Linked DNA regions of Homo sapiens: region 2 is linked to region 1. A link is an interaction called in ENCODE POLR2A ChIA-PET data of the cell type or tissue named here. Cell type or tissue: Caco-2. All regions are shown on one strand. Each heading gives the region's core, and the rest is flanking DNA. Links, peaks and the distances in the headings are about the cores only. Region 1 overlaps ERVW-1 (endogenous retrovirus group W member 1, envelope). Region 2 overlaps KRIT1 (KRIT1 ankyrin repeat containing).

The links. Peaks named below come from ENCODE experiments on the same cell type or tissue, not always from the same donor. Only the 100,000 strongest peaks of a DNase experiment are listed, where the experiment ranks them.
Region 2: POLR2A ChIA-PET joins it to region 1 with 6 read pairs; 4 of 35 experiments call an interaction of 5 or more read pairs at or near these places.

The regions. Positions count from the first base shown.
Region 1 is chr7:92,460,471-92,469,073 of GRCh38, reverse strand. ERVW-1 (endogenous retrovirus group W member 1, envelope) reads left to right here. Exons shown (of 2, transcript NM_001130925.2): 2 at 1-694. The coding sequence ends at 309. It also overlaps a transcript of GATAD1 not described here. Among named protein-coding and RNA genes, the nearest start is that of ERVW-1, 13 kb to the left of the region's middle. In Caco-2, for the core only: a CTCF peak has its summit at 7,362 (motif pointing right); DNase peaks (open chromatin) are centred at 2,253, 4,313 and 7,256.
Region 2 is chr7:92,229,146-92,237,145 of GRCh38, reverse strand. KRIT1 (KRIT1 ankyrin repeat containing) reads left to right here. Exons shown (of 19, transcript NM_194454.3): 7 at 604-733; 8 at 1,500-1,743; 9 at 2,223-2,338; 10 at 2,554-2,697. Among named protein-coding and RNA genes, the nearest start is that of KRIT1, 13 kb to the left of the region's middle. In Caco-2, for the core only: no CTCF peak of the experiment used is centred there; no DNase peak of the experiment used is centred there.

The DNA.
Region 1 (8,603 bases), core at 1-8,000:
CCCTGGGGCCTCCTCAGCCAATGGATGCCCTGGATTCTCCCCTTCTTAGGACCTCTAGCAGCTATAATATTGCTACTCCTCTTTGGACCCTGTATCTTTAACCTCCTTGTTAACTTTGTCTCTTCCAGAATCGAAGCTGTAAAACTACAAATGGAGCCCAAGATGCAGTCCAAGACTAAGATCTACCGCAGACCCCTGGACCGGCCTGCTAGCCCACGATCTGATGTTAATGACATCAAAGGCACCCCTCCTGAGGAAATCTCAGCTGCACAACCTCTACTACGCCCCAATTCAGCAGGAAGCAGTTAGAGCGGTCGTCGGCCAACCTCCCCAACAGCACTTAGGTTTTCCTGTTGAGATGGGGGACTGAGAGACAGGACTAGCTGGATTTCCTAGGCTGACTAAGAATCCCTAAGCCTAGCTGGGAAGGTGACCACATCCACCTTTAAACACGGGGCTTGCAACTTAGCTCACACCTGACCAATCAGAGAGCTCACTAAAATGCTAATTAGGCAAAGACAGGAGGTAAAGAAATAGCCAATCATCTATTGCCTGAGAGCACAGCAGGAGGGACAATGATCGGGATATAAACCCAAGTCTTCGAGCCGGCAACGGCAACCCCCTTTGGGTCCCCTCCCTTTGTATGGGAGCTCTGTTTTCATGCTATTTCACTCTATTAAATCTTGCAACTGCACTCTTCTGGTCCATGTTTCTTACGGCTTGAGCTGAGCTTTCGCTCGCCATCCACCACTGCTGTTTGCCGCCACCGCAGACCCGCCGCTGACTCCCATCCCTCTGGATCATGCAGGGTGTCCGCTGTGCTCCTGATCCAGCGAGGCACCCATTGCCGCTCCCAATCGGGCTAAAGGCTTGCCATTGTTCCTGCATGGCTAAGTGCCTGGGTTCATCCTAATTGAGCTGAACACTAGTCACTGGGTTCCATGGTTCTCTTCTGTGACCCACAGCTTCTAATAGAGCTATAACACTCACCGCATGGCCCAAGGTTCCATTCCTTGAATCCATAAGGCCAAGAACCCCAGGTCAGAGAACACGAGGCTTGCCACCATCTTGGGAGCTCTGTGAGCAAGGACCCCCAAGTAACACAACCATGAGGGTGCAAATGCATGGGCCACTAATGGTAGAGCAAGAAAACAGAAGGGCCCTGGTTCCTCGAAGGCATCAGTGAGCTGAAATGCCTGCCCTGGATGTCCTATTCCTAGGTGTTTTTCTGCCTGAAGCAGATTAAACCCTTTGTTCACTTCTCCAAGTAGGGCTTCTATTACAGCCCAAATCAATCCCCACCCCAGATGACATCATCCTATTAATACTTTTCAAAGTCTTCCTGTCCTTAAACTTCCAGCTTCCCCAAAACCCCACAGAAGATCAGCAGTCTGCTCTCCTAAGGGAGCCTGGGCCTGACTGGCATAGCTCTCCCTTACAATAGTAAGCAATTAATTCAGCTTTGCGACTTGATCAGTCCAAAGTGGCTGCCAGTTTGAAAATCTCAGAAAGGTACCATATGTACTAAGAGAAGCCCTGACATGAGGGCCTAAGCCAAAAGTTGGCCCACATCCTTCCTCTTCCAAATTTAGGATGGGCACTGTAAAGATAAATATGAATTTAATAAGTTTAATTCCACCTGTTGAAAATGAGGCAAGAAATTTTCCTCCCCTCCATGTCAGGTTATTACTTGAGAAAACTTGTATGTGCTTTCTCAGTCTCTTTGAAATATATATATGTATATAATTTTTTTTTTATTTTGAGACGGAGTTTTGTTCTTGTTTCCAGGCTGGAGTGCAATGGTGCAATCTCGGCTCAACCTCCGCCTCCGGGTTCAAGTGATTCTCCTGCCTCAACCTCCCTGGTAGCTAGGATTACAGGCATGTGTCACCATGCCTGGCTAATTTTTTTGTATTTTTAGTAGAAATGGGTTTCATCATGTTGGCCAGGCTGGTTTCGAACTCCTGACCTCAGGTGATCCACCTGCCTTGGCCTCCCAAAGTGCTGGGATTAAAAGCATGAGCCATCATGCCCAGCCTGAAATACATATACAGATATATATATTTAAAAACTGAATCAGCCTTTTGTCAGCTTTATGACCTAGGAATGTCTTTCTCAAGGATCTGGGAAATGTAAACATTACCAGATAGCATACCTATCTTCCAGTTTCTGTGGGAGGGTAACAGCCTAATCTTAATGAGTACCTTGCACCAAGCTATAAAAGTAACTCCTGTTTCCACACTCCCCCACCCCCGAAAAGTTGATATCTTAGATAACACAAGTGGTCACATCAATTATCAGGTAAAGTTAGAATGAACTGTGTGACCAGTGGTGCTGTCAAGTTCTCTTAGTTGAGGACTATTTATCTCGAAAACATACATGTAATGGGCTGTACCTGCTTGGCTGTACAAAATGGTGAAATTTCCTTCTGTCTTTGTGATCTCTTAGCAAAGTGCCTGTGATGTGCATCACATTCTCATTTAATTTTTATTCAATAATAAAGCTTATCTTTCTCTACTGCCTTCATGGAGAGGATTTCTGGGTTGAGAGAAGATTTTGTTTTTTAAATTATATTTCCCCAACAGCACCTTCACCCTTTATTCTAAAACTGCTGGCTGGGTGTGGTGGCTTATGCCTGTAATCACAACCCTTTGGGAGGCCAAGGTCGGAGGACTGCTTGAGGCCAGGAGTTTGAGAACTAGCCTAAGCAATATAGTGAGACCCCATCTCTTAAAAAAAAATAGCTGGGCATGGTAGTGCACAACTGTGGTCCCAGCTACTCAGGAGGCTGAGGTAGGAGGATCACTTGAGCCTGGGAGGTGGAGGCTGCAGTGAGCAGTGATCACAACAGTGCACTCCAGCCCGGGTGACAGTGCAAGAACCTGTTTCAAAAAAAAAATAAAATTGCTGTCTTTTTCACTCACACCTTCACTATTCATGGGGAGAAGTGTGTAAGGTATAACAGTCTTTTTGTAATAAACCTCCCCACTTCCACTCTTCTAATCAGAAGTAGAGATGATGTTATGAGAAGTTGAGATTAAGGTTGTAGCTTTTCTTTTTTCTTTTTTTTGAGACCGAGTCTCACTCTGTCGGCCCAGACTGGAGTACAACGGTGCGATCTTGGCTCACTGCAACCTCCCCACTGCCCAGGTTCAAGTGATTCTCCTGCCTCAGCCTCCTGAGTAACTGGGATTACAGGGATGTGCCACCACGCCGGGCTAATTTTTGTATTTTTAGTAGAGACGAGGTTTCACCATGTTGACCAGGCTAGTCTTGAACTCCAGGCCTCAGGTGATCCCCCAACCTGGCCTCCCAAGGTGGGGGATTACAGGCATGAGCCACCATGCCTGGCAGATTGTAGCTTTTTTGTTTACAGTTTGGTAATTACTTCATGCCAGTCTGTCATGTTTAATAAACAACACAGGTTAGTGATTGCTTTTTTTCTTTTTTTTTTTGAGATGGAGTTTCCCTCTTGTCATCCAGGCTAGAGTGCAATGGCGTGATCTTGGCTCACTGCAACCTCCACCTCCCAGATTCAAGTAATTCTCCTGCCTCAGCCTCTGGAGTAGCTGGGATTACAGGCAGCGGCCACCACAGCCAGCTAATTTTTGTATTTTTAGTAGAGATGGGGTTTCACCATGTTGGCCAGGCTGGTCTCAAACTCCTGACCTCAGGTGATCCACCCGCCTCGGCCTCTCAAAGTGCCAGGATTACAGGCATGAGCCACTGCACCCAGCCAATTGCCTCTTCTTCAACAGAAAAGAAAGAAAATGAAACTATGTAAGTTCAGCCATGTGCAGGGATGCTTTAGAAATAACATTTAGATTTTTAATTTGTATTAGATTCTTTGGACCTAGTACTGTATTTCTCACAGTAGCATTTACCCAATTTCTTTCGGATCCTACGTATGGCAGTTCAGCAGTGACATTTCCATGGTATTTTCTTAACTTCTTTAGGCCTCATTTTTCCTATCTGTAGAATGAGGGAGTTAGATTAGATGGTCTCTAAATCCGTACATCTACAAAGAATATGAATCTTTGAAAAATTGTTTTCTTTATCTGGATCACAAGCCACTATCAATCTATGAGAATCTGCACTGGAGTTGAAGAAACAAGCTTTATTCACAAAATCAAATTTTATTTGCCTAGAAATGTTCGGCTTACAAAACCTGAAATGAACTCTTTGGAAGCTCCTCTATGGCATTATTCTGATGCTCAGGGCATCAACATGCTGGGACACTCCCTTGCCTAACCTCTGTGCCCAGGGGCCCTGCCTGAGGACGCTGGCAGGATTCTCTAGCTTGCTCTGAAAAACGATGCCTTTGCTGAAGCCACTCTTCTGGTTGTCCTTTTATGGCCTGTCCCCATTTCAGTGATTCCCCTGCAAGCTGAAGCATGCAGCAGTTAGACCAGTTTTTCCATTCTTCTTAATTCCCAAGGCCCTTTCCTAGGCTTTCATAATGCAAGACACAAGGACAGATGATTATTATTTCTAGGCTTCGGATATTTGTGCAGAGGACTAGAGTTGAGAAAGGGAGCCTTGACTGTGGTAGGCCTGAATGTGTTCTAAGTTTGGACATGACCTCAGAGTGAGCACTGAGGCTGGCCCACAGGCCAGAAACCCACAAAAATATGGCTGTCCATCTTGCCCACCTGCCTAACAGTTTGTCCCATAAAAGCATTAAATTAGGAGACAGAAATCAACTAGGTGCAGAGTTTTGTTACTGCATTGCACGTCTCCTGAGTTCTCAAATCCGTATTTTCAATTATCTAATGGATATTCAAGTCCAGGAGATGGCTCACAGTCCTCACATTACAAAACAGAACACACACCTCACATCACATGCAAATCTCCACCTAGCCTTGTTTACTAACTGGGAGATTTTTAAATTATAAGAATCAAGTAGGATCTTTGCCCACGTATTTTTTTAAGAGTTTTTCACCTACCAAAAAGTTGTACTCAATGTCTTCCTTAATTCATCCTCCTCACTCAGTCTCTATTTACAACTGGTTATTAAATTCTGTTGACTTTATCTCCTATATATCTATTTTTTAAAGATTATGGTAAAATATGCATAACAAAACTTACAATTTTAACCTTTTTTTTGAGACTAAGTCTCGCTCTGTCCCCCAGGCTGGAGTGCAGTGGCGCAATCTCAACTCACTGCAACCTCTGCCTCCTGGGTTCAAGCAATTCCTAGGCCTCATCCTCCCAGCAGCTGGGACTACAGGCACCCACCACCACACTCGACTAATTTTTGTATTTTTAATAGAGATGGGGTTTCGCCACGTTGGCCAGGCTGGTCCTTAACTCTTGACCTCAACTGATCTGCCTGCCTTGGCCTCCCAAAGTGCTGAAATTACAGGCATGAGCCACCGCACCCAGGTATCAACCTTTTTTTTTTTTTTTTTGAGACGGAATCTGGCTCTGTTGCCCAGGCTGGAGTGCAGTGGCGCGATCTCAGCTCACTGCAAGCTCCGACTCCCAGGTCACACCATTCTCCTGCCTCAGCCTCCCGAGTAGCTGGGACTACAGGTGCCTGCCACCATGCCCGGCTAATTTTTTTTTTATTTGTTTTTATTTTTTAGTAGAGACAGGGTTTCACCATGTTAGCCAGAATGGTCTCAATCTCCTGACCTCATGATCCGCCTGTCTTGGCCTCCCAAAGTTCTGGGATTTACAGCCATGAGCCACTGCGCCAGCCCAGTATTAACCATTTTTAAGTGTACAATTTAGTGTCATTAAGTACATTCATCATGTTGACTACTGTCACTACCCATTTCCAGAATTTTTTCAAAATCACTCCAAACCGAAAATTTGTACCCACAATACCCCTCTTCCCACAACCCTGGTAACCTCTAATGTTCTGTATCTATGACATAATTTGCCTATTCTAGGTAACTAACTCATATAAGTGGAATTATACAATATTTGTCCTTTTAAGTTTGGCTTATTTCCATTAACATGTTTTCAAGGTTCATCATTATAGCATGTATCAGAATTTCATTCCTTCTACGGCTGAATAATATCCCACTGCACGACCTCACCACGTTTTGATCATCCATTCGTCTGCTGATGGGTCCTTGTGTTGTTTCTATCTCTGTCAGCTTGGGCTGCTGCAACAAAATACCGTAGCCTGAGTGGTTTAAACAACACACATTCATTTCTCACAGTTCTGGATGCTGAGAACCCAAGAGCAAGGTGCTAGCAGATTTGGGTTCTGGTGAGAGCTCTCTTCCTGGCTGTGGCCACCTTCTGGCTGTCTTCTTACATAGTGAGGAGAGAAAGGAAGGCTTTGGTCTGTTCTCCTCTTCCTAAAAGGACACTAATTCCACTATGCGGGCTCCACCCTCATGACCTCGTAGAAATCTGATTACCTCCCAAAGGCCCTACTCCCCTAATACCATTGCCTTGGGGGCCAGGGCTTTAACATATGAACTTGGGGCATGGGGATCAGGCACACATTCAGCCTGTAACACCATTTAGATTACCATCTTTGGACCTAAATATCTATTTTAAAGTTGTATTTTTTTCCTGACTACGTAAGTAGTGGATGCTAGTAATACAAACTTCAAAATTTTTAAAAGCATAAAGAATATTAAAATGACTGTAATTCCAACTATGCTTGTTATTTTGTTTGTTCCAGTTTTCTTTATATGCATATGTATGCATGTGTATATGTGTGTGTTTTTGTTTTTTTTTTTTACAAAATCAGAATCATTATGTAGTTGTGTCCAGGTTTTACACTAAACATTTTATAAACTTTTTTTTGCGTTATTAAAAATTATTTGTAAATGGTATTTCTGATGACAGCATAAAATTCTATTAGAAAAATATCAAAATTCATTTTCCTATTGTTGGACCTTTAGATTGTTTCTGGTTTTTCACAACTTTAAATACTGTTAACAACTTCTTTTTATACCCATTTTTTGGTCCACATTTTAAATCCTCTTAGCATGGATTCTTAGAAATGAAATTACTGGATCAAGAAGTACTTTTAATACTTTTAAGATTATAGATACATATTGCTATTCTAAAAAGCTATGTTAATTTACATTGGCCACCAGCTGGATAGGGTGTCCCTCTGTGCCTCTGAGGTGGTCCCTAGTGGTCTCTGCCCTTGGAATTCACGCCCTTGTGTGGTCCTGTGTTCACACTGTACCAGAGTTGGTCTGTGTGACCCAACAGCATATGGCAGAAGTGCTGGTATGTCCCTTCTTTCAGATTAGGTTATAGAAAAGATGGTGGCTTCCATCTTGGGTGCAACTGCCCTTGCGTCTTTCTGTCACGGACCATTTGCTGTGAGCAAACCTGTGGAGGCCCACAGAGAGGAATGGAAGCTTCCTGCCAACAGCCACATGAGGGAGCTGTTTCTCCCATTTTATTCTTTGCTTTTCAATTTAGTATATAAACTTTAAAAATAATCCAATCTATCTTTCCCTATGTGATCTCTTTCATTACTTTTTGATTTAAAAAATGTATCAAAGCACTACATATTCATAGCAAAAAGATGGCCAAATAATTCTAAACAGTTTATAATGAGAAACAGTAGTTCCTTGCCTTCTCTTTCAGAGTCTCAGCAACTGTTATCAGCCAGAATTCGATCAGAGAAACAGAACCACTAGGAGCGATATAGAAAAGGAATCTATAAAGGAAACTTTACCTTACACAATTGTTGGAGCTTGCTGAACACTCTGTGTAAGGCTGTTGCTTCTGTGTTTGGTGTTGGGGCCTTAAGTCAGCAGCGCAGGCAGTCTGGAAGGGAAGACAGATTTCAAGTGGAGGACAGGAAAGAAAAACTTGAACCTACATCAGTCTCTTACCCTCGCCAAACCTCCAATTCAGATGATACAGGCACCCTGCAGAAGAAGCTGGTGACCTTTACCACAGAGCTAAGCATGCGCCTGGCCCAGGAGTGGCTGAAGCTGAAGGAAGTCACTCCCAAGTTCTTTCCTAGAATCATGATGTGAATATAGGAAAATAATGAAATCACTGACTTTATTTTCTCAGCTGGTCATTCACTCCCTTTCAAGGGTTTAAGAACTACTATTTATAAAATATTCTAGATATGTATAGACTAAAAGCCAGCGGTTGTTCACCACCAGTTGGGCACTTATGCAAACAAACGTGTGTGTGTGTGTGTGCTTATTGTAAAAAATTTGGAAAATACTGCTTGTTAGAGAAAATTTGGAAAATACTGCGAAGTATAAAGCTGAAAAAAGTAGCTGCAGAAAACCTCTGTTGACATGTTAAAATTCTGGAGGAATTTCCGTCTTTTTTTTTTTTTTTTTTTTTTTGAGAGAAGGTCTCACTTCTATCACCCAGGCTGGAGTGGTGGCACAATCATGGGTCACTGCAGCTCAAGTGATCCTCCACCTCAGCCTCTTAAAGTGCTGGGATTACAGGCATGAGCTACTGTGCCTGGGCTCCTTCCATCTTTTATAAAAGATGCTTCTTGTTTGCAGAATTGCTATCATACAGTTCTACATTCTGCTTTTTTCTCTTATTTATTGTGAACCTTTCCGCTACTACGAGCAATCTTCCTTGTGGGTCACCATTAAGAGGTGCTTAAATAAATTACTGTGCATTTATGCATCTGACCC
Region 2 (8,000 bases), core at 1-8,000, 230 kb after region 1:
AATTTTGTGACCTTGGGCAAATCTCCTCTTTAATCTTTAGCTCTTTATTTGTAAAATAGGGACAATATTGCTATCTACTCCCACTTGTTTCATGGTGCTGGAAAAATTCAATGAGGTATTAGATACGAAATCACCTTGGAAACTATAGAGTACTAGCATCATGTAAGATAGTAGTAACACTGATGATATACTATATTAATCACCCACCATGGACATCCCATCAGCCTGCTGCTACACAGTGCTGACATGTATTTTATTAGCCAGCTGTAGCATTCCAGATATATTTTTCCAGGCATACTTAGGTTAAAAAGTTCAGTATCTTAAGTAGCATTGGAAATCTTATTAATGAGTTTTACAGCATTGTTGAGGAAGATAAAGATGAAACAGTTTCTGCAGTCCTCCAAAATTCTAAATGTTGCATTTACCTGAGTGGACAAGGTCACAGAGCTAGTCATCACTTGAATCCAGGCCTTCTAATTCCAAATCTAGAACAATTTATTTTATACTTAACAAGTTTTCATTTTCTAACATGTATTTTTAGATGAAAACATGCAGATGTAAACCTTTTATATGGTAGCATAATTCTTCATTTTTCTTTTTCAGATAATACTAAATACACATATACCCCAGGATGCCCAATTTTTTACTGCTTACAAGATATTATGCGAGTCTGTAGTGAATCCAGTACTCATTTTGCTACACTTACAGCAAGGATGTTAATAGCCTTGGATAAGTAAGAAATGCCGTTAGAAGTATCTTTTAATTAATCAAATACATGTTTATAGTAGAAATTAGTTGTCATAGATACAGACACTTTGAGAAGAAAATAATGAAAATAATATATGTATTAAAAAATGGTAAGTTTTTCAATTCTAATATAAAAATGAAAAACCCGAAGATAAGGTTGTCCTGGCCTGGGTACAGCATGTTAATTTTATTTTTCAGAAATGGTAAACACTGCCCTGGCTTAAGAATTAAGATTTACCTGTTATGAAACTATACATTTAATATTGAGTTACTCTTATCAGTGAAGAAGTCATTCAACCTCTTATGCCTTTGTCTTTCTGTAAGAACAGGGCTAATGTCACCTACATCTCAGTAGTTTGAATTTTAACAGTACTTTTATGTTTTTTGAAAGGAGTTTTTATTACTATAATGGCACATACATTTAAAAAATTTATTTGCTGTATCCATTAACAAAACTTTTATTAATAAATGAAGTATTTGTATACTGACTTGATCTTTATAGATCATATGAACATATTATCACATGTGCCCCTAAAGTATGTACAGTATTATGCATGTTTTTTTGTTAAAAAAATCAATTTGCAATATAAATAAATTTTAAAAATAATAAAGTACTTAACTAACACTAAATTAAAATTATAAAAATCTGAAGGTAATATTCACAAGTGTCATATATCAGAGTTAGATAGTAATCTATCTTTTTCATCTTCACTTTCGAATGGCTACTTCTACCTGTTTTTTTATTTTGCCAGGTGGTTAGATGAACGTCATGCACAATCTCACTTTATTCCAGCTTTATTCCGACCTTCTCCTCTTGAGCGGATAAAAACTAATGTCATAAATCCTGCATATGCTACTGAATCAGGTCAGACAGAAAACTCACTACATATGGGCTATAGTGCACTAGAAATAAAGAGTAAAATGTTAGCCCTAGAGAAAGCAGATACCTGTATTTACAACCCTTTGTTTGGATCAGATCTTCAGTATACAAATCGGGTAAGAGTTGAATGAATTTTAGCTCTGATTTAAAAGACGTTTTATCTCAAGTGTAATTTTTTTTCCTGAGATATATACATCTATTACTAATTATAAACATGAAGGCCTGGTACAGTGGCTCACGCCTGTAATCCCAGCACTTTGGGAGGCCAAGGAGGGCAGATTGCCTGAGGTCAGGAGTTCGAGACCAGCCTGGCCAACATGGTGAAATCTCGTCTCTACTAAAAATACAAAAATTAGCTGGATGTGGTGGCGTACCCCTGTAGTCTTAGCTACCCCGGAGACTGAGGCAGGAGAATCGCTTGAACCTGGGAGGCGGAGGTTGCAGTGTGCTGAGATCGCAGCACTGAACTCCAGCCTGGGCAACAGAGCAAGACTCATTCTCAATAAATAAATAAGTAAAAATTTAAAATATAAACATGTAAACATTAAGATGACAAAGCTCTTAATGGGTTTTTGTTATTGTTTTCCCTTTCTAGGTAGATAAAGTGGTAATAAATCCATACTTTGGTCTAGGAGCTCCAGACTACTCAAAAATCCAAATACCTAAACAGGAAAAATGGCAGAGAAGCATGAGCAGTGTCACAGAAGACAAGTACTGTTTCGGTTTTACTCCACATTGCTTTTATAAAAACTTACATTCTAATTTAAAGTATTGTTTAAAATTATATATGCAATTTGTATGCATTGTAGTCACTATTGAGTTTACAGCTTCTTAGTGATACAGAGCTTTCATAGATGTGTCACATTTCTTTTGAAACAATTTTTACAGTCCTGTTGTATTTTTCAAAATTTCTTTTTAATGATTAGGGAACGACAGTGGGTAGATGATTTTCCTCTCCACCGAAGCGCCTGTGAAGGAGATTCAGAATTACTAAGCCGTCTTCTCAGTGAAAGATTTTCAGTCAACCAGTTAGATAGTGACCACTGGGCACCCATTCATTATGCATGCTGGTAAATGGAATATTTATTCTTTTCTTTTTAGAAAGAATACATTTTTTATTATAAATGTTAGTCCTTCTTTTCAAGACTGTTCTCATTCCAAATACTTTTTCTCTACCTGTTTGCCTTAGGAGTTTTCTGTTTTGATCTTAGATGATTGTATATGTGCCAATGTTCAGAATTGTAAGGTCTGCCCTATGGGGAACGTACTGTTAGTGTCCTTAGGCATTGCCAGGTCATATAGTAGGATACTTAATGACTAGTAAATGTCACTGTAGAGTACAAGGTCACTTATTCACCCTTGCAGTTTCTCTTGTTTTGCAGTTTCTCTTGTTTTGTATTGGGATTATGTTATGCTTATCTTTACTGGAAGTTTGCATGTGTTAACTACTTACGATTTGACCTTGCGTCTTGCTATAAAAGTATCCTTTTAGTGCTTTGAGAAACTGGTTATCAAGAAGCCCTCAAAAGCCTTCATTAGAACCACAGCTTTCCATTATGTTAGATACTAGTGTTGGGACAGGATTGGGGTTAGCTCTTTCCACTAGTTGCCCAGTGTAGCTCTTGGTCTCCTCTCACATAATTATTTTTCCCCTCAGTTGGGCTGAGTTGTTAGTGTTTAGAGTAGTAGTTAACTGTTTACTATAAGTCATCTTCTAGAAAGGATATAATAAAGTTTTTTACATTATTTCTGTGGGAAAGTTGCTCTTCACCTATTGTTTAAAGTAAGCTTCCTTGGCTAATTTAAGAGGTACCGGCCAGGTGCAGTGGCTCACACCTGTAATCCCAGCACTTTGGGAGGCCGAGGCAGGTGGATCACGAGGTCAGGAGATCAAGACCATCCTGGCTAACATGGTGAAACCCCGTCTCCACTAAAAATACAAAAATTAGCCGGGCGTGGTGGTGCACGCCTGTAATCCCAGCTACTTGGGAGGCTGAGGCAGGAGAATAGCTTGAACCAGGGAGGCAGAGATTACAGTGAGCTGAGATTGCACCACCGCACTCCAGCCTGGTGACAGAGTGAGATTCCATTTCAAAAAAAAAAAAAAAAGTACCACATTATTTATTGCCTTGTTAAATGTCCACAGTGTCTTAGTTGTATTAGATTGAGCAAGGTAATTCACTTTACCTCTCTGCATCTCAGCTTATTTATCCATATATAAAATGCAGTAGATCATTTCTAGAGTTTCTTCCAACTCGAAATTCTTTTGATTTATCTGATTTTAATATTTGTAATCAAGCAGTTAACTATAGTTGCTTTATATGTGTGTGTGTGTGTGTGTGTGTGTGTGTGTGTGTATAAAAAGATCTTTTTTCTGTTTCCTTAAAAATATGCTCTTATATTTCTTATTACATGGAATTTTTGTATTAAGAGTTACTCTAATTGTCTTTAACTGAGTTAATAGTTGTTTCTTTAGATTACCAGAAAATACTGGCGGCAAAAACAATACTAAAAGAAATCACATGCAGCCGGGTGCAGTGGCTCACACCTGTAATCCCAGCACTTTGGGAGGCCAAGGTGGGCGGATCACGAGGTCAGGAGGTTGAGACCATCCTGGCTAACACCATGAAATCCCGTCTCTATTAAATATACAAAAAATTAGCCGGGTGTGGTGGCGGGTGCCTGTAGTCCCAGCTACTTGGGAGGCTGAGGCAGGAGAATGGTGTGAACCCGCGAGGCGGAGCTTGCAGTGAGCTGAGATCACGCCACTGCACTCCAGCCTGGGCAACACAGTGAGACTCCATCTCAAAAAAAAGGAAAAAAAGAAATCACATGCTTTACCAGGAGCTAAATAAAAAGAGGTAGAGAATATAGTTCAGATTCCAAAAAAGTATACTATAGATTTGGAAAAGGCAAAGGCAGTGAATTTTAGTTGAGGAATCCCAAGTTTATATTTGACTGTATAGTTGCTCCTTTTTGTGGCAGGGGTGTTTTTTTTTTTTTCCCCCTCTAATGAAAGAATGGTAATATTTTCAACTATTACATAAAAACAAAAGCATGGCATTGTATTTAATATGCTTTGGAATGTACCTATGTTTCAGTACCATTTTTAGTTCCTAAAATATTACCTTTGGTAAGTTACTTTATGTCTCTAAGGGTCTGTTTCTTTATCTATACGAGATGGGCTTAAAAATGGTACCTTCCCTAATAGTAAAAGAAAAATTACAAGTAACGTGCTTTGAGAGCACATAATGAGCACTCAATAAATCTTGGCTTTTAAGAATAAGTGTTGGCCGGGTGTAGTGGCCCACACCTGTAATCCCAGCACTTTGGAAGGCCAAGAAGGGCAGATGACTGGAAGTCAGGAGTTTGAGACCAGCCTGCCCTGGTGAAACTCTGTCTCTACTGAAAATACAAAAATTAGCTGGGCGTGGTGGCAGGCACCTGTAATCCCAGCTGCTCGGGAGGCTGAGGCAGGAGAATCGCTTGAGCCCAGGAGGTGGAGGTTGCAGTGTACTGAGATCCCACCACCGCACTCCAGCCTGGGCGACTGAGTGAGACTACATCTCAAAAAATAAAATAAAAAAATAAATATTGTAAAAATGTAAAGATTTTGATGTCTGAATCTAAAATTTATTAATCTGTAATATTTTCATTTGCAAATTTTTGTTACTTGAGTATGCCAAGGAAAAGAGTTTTATACTTGGATAAATTAATTTTCTGTCAGCTTGATAATCAAGTTTAATGTAACAGGAGTAGTATGGGTCACCTTGCAATACTATTAGTTGGATGCCTCATTTAATTGACGTGAATTCAAATAATGATTTAACTATTCAGTAAAGAACTTAAATTTATCTTGGAAGTATACTCTTATTCACTAATTGGTACAAAGACCGAGGAGGGGACACTGGGCTCTTGACTGTGATACAGTGAAGAGACTAGGGTTTAGTCCTATTTTTGTAAGACAAGATATTTTACCTCACTTGGTCTCATTTCTCACCTTTAAAATGAGGGTTTTAATTAGATTAGTGGTTCTCAAACTTTTGGGTCTCAGGATACTTTTTTACTCTTAACAGTTACAGGATTCCCAAGAGTTTTTGTTTATGTGGATTAAATCCAGTGTTAAGATATTAGAAATAGAAACTGAAAAATATTCCATGTGTATTAAAAATAACAATACCTATATATGTTAACATAACACAATTTAATGAAAAAAATAAGAGTTTAAAATTCAAGATTGGTAGCCAGACATGTAAAAACCATTCTTTACTTTCTAGAATCATCATTTTCCCAAAATATTTAAAATGGCTTTAACCCCTTGTAGAGAACTTAACAGCCACTCAGTAAATGTCTCACTGACATTTCATATTCTCTCACTTCTTTATTCTTCCCGTACCCCTATGCCAGACCCTCTATTTTGAATCAAATCAGTGTCTTCTTTCTCTGATAGTACTTTCAGACTTCAGATCATTGTTAGTGTTTTTCAAACTGTGATGATTTGGCTTCCTACAAATTATTTCATCCAATTTCACTTGGAGCTTCACTGTATATTAGCTATCTGTACTCTTTGTTTCATTCAGCCTTTTAGTCCTCCCCTTCCAAGCTATTCTAAACGTTTCTACTCCTAAGTACTTAAACTTTCACTACTTTCTTTTTCTACTTTCATAATCCCTATACTCCTTTTTGCCCCCTATTTTCAAAGAAAATTTAAGGCGTCAGAAATGTTCTTCTCTATCCCTAATGATCACTTTTTGTCCCCATCTCTCTCCTGTATCATAGGGTATACACATAAAAATTCTTCTTATTCCCCTTAAATTCACTTTTCTTTTTCCACACCTACTTTCTTCTTTCCCTCAAACATGCATGATTCTCTTCCTTCTTGAAAGTTGCTTTCACCTGAACCTACTTCTTTTAGCTACCATCCTGTTTCTTTCCTTCCTTTCACAGCCAGATTTCAAAGGTGAGTGGGAGACACACTCTGCTTTCTCTTTTTCACTCTTCATAAACCTTAACTTTTTCTGAGTTTTTGATCTGTTTCCCTGCTCTGCAGCATTTAATTCTTGACTACTTTTCATTTTAAGAACAAATAGGAGTTGAAAGAGCATAATGGAGCTATAATGAAGGTCAGTAAAAATGCAAGGTATTATTGATATCTTATCATTGCTGTGGAAACACTCACTGGCCTCCATTCTGTGATCCAGACCTGTGTCTTAGTAGTAGTACTACTAAGATTCAGAAAACTGGCTTCTAACTCTGGCTAGTCACCATGAGACGTTGGGCAAGTTAGTTAACTGCATCAAGCTCCATTTTTCTCATCTGTGCAATAAAAAAGTACCTCTGCCTACTTTATAAATTTCTATGATTATATTAAATAATTATATAAGAAGGTAGCTGGGAAATTTTAAAGCACCATACAAAATGTATGTTTGTATTATTTTTATTATTACTTCTCGAATTGCTACCTCACTATCTTTTCCCTTTTAGATGTATTTCAGTGTTCTAAGGTGATCACATTTCTCTAAATTCATTCTCAGATTTCATCCATTCTTTCAGACCATTTAATTCTTTTCAGTGAGATGATTTTACATATTCTCAAATAGATACTCTAAGCCTTTGCCTTCCCCTAAGTAGTTTCAAGTTGCCTACTAAACATTTCAGTCACTTATCTTTTGTATGTAGGGCACTTTGGAGAATATAAAGACACTGTCCCTATCCTCAAGGAGCTTCCAGGCTGATAGAGAAGAGGTGTGGATAAACAAGGATGGAATTAGGTAGAATGAAATAAGTCACAAAAAAGAAGCAAAAATAGAATGCTAAAACATAGTGGGAATATAGAGAAGATAGATTTTAAACCGTTTCAGAGGCATAATGGAATTTAACCTGAACGAAATCAGGAAGGGGGAAAGGATGTCTTAAGAATAGCAAAGAATATTGTGGCTTTGATTTGCATTTCTCTAATGATCAGTGATATTGAGCTTTTTTTCATATGTCTCTTGGCTGCTTGTATGTCTTCTTTAGAAAAGTATCTATTAATGTATTTTACCCACTTTTTAATGGGGTGGTTTTTTCTTGTAAATTTGTTAAGTTTCTTATAGGTGCTGGATATTAGACTTCTGTCAGATGCATAGTTTGCAAATATTGTCTCCCATTCTGTAGGTTGTCTGTGTACTCTGTTGATAGTTTCTTTTGCTGTGCAGAGCAGCTGTTTAGTTTAAGTACCATCTCACACCAGTCAGAATGGCTATGATTAAAAAGTCATAAAAATAACAGATACTGGCAAGGTTGCAGAGAAAGGGAACGCTTATATACTGTTGGTGGGAGTGTAAATTAGTTCAACCATTGTGAAAAGCAGTATGGCAATTCCTCAAAGAGC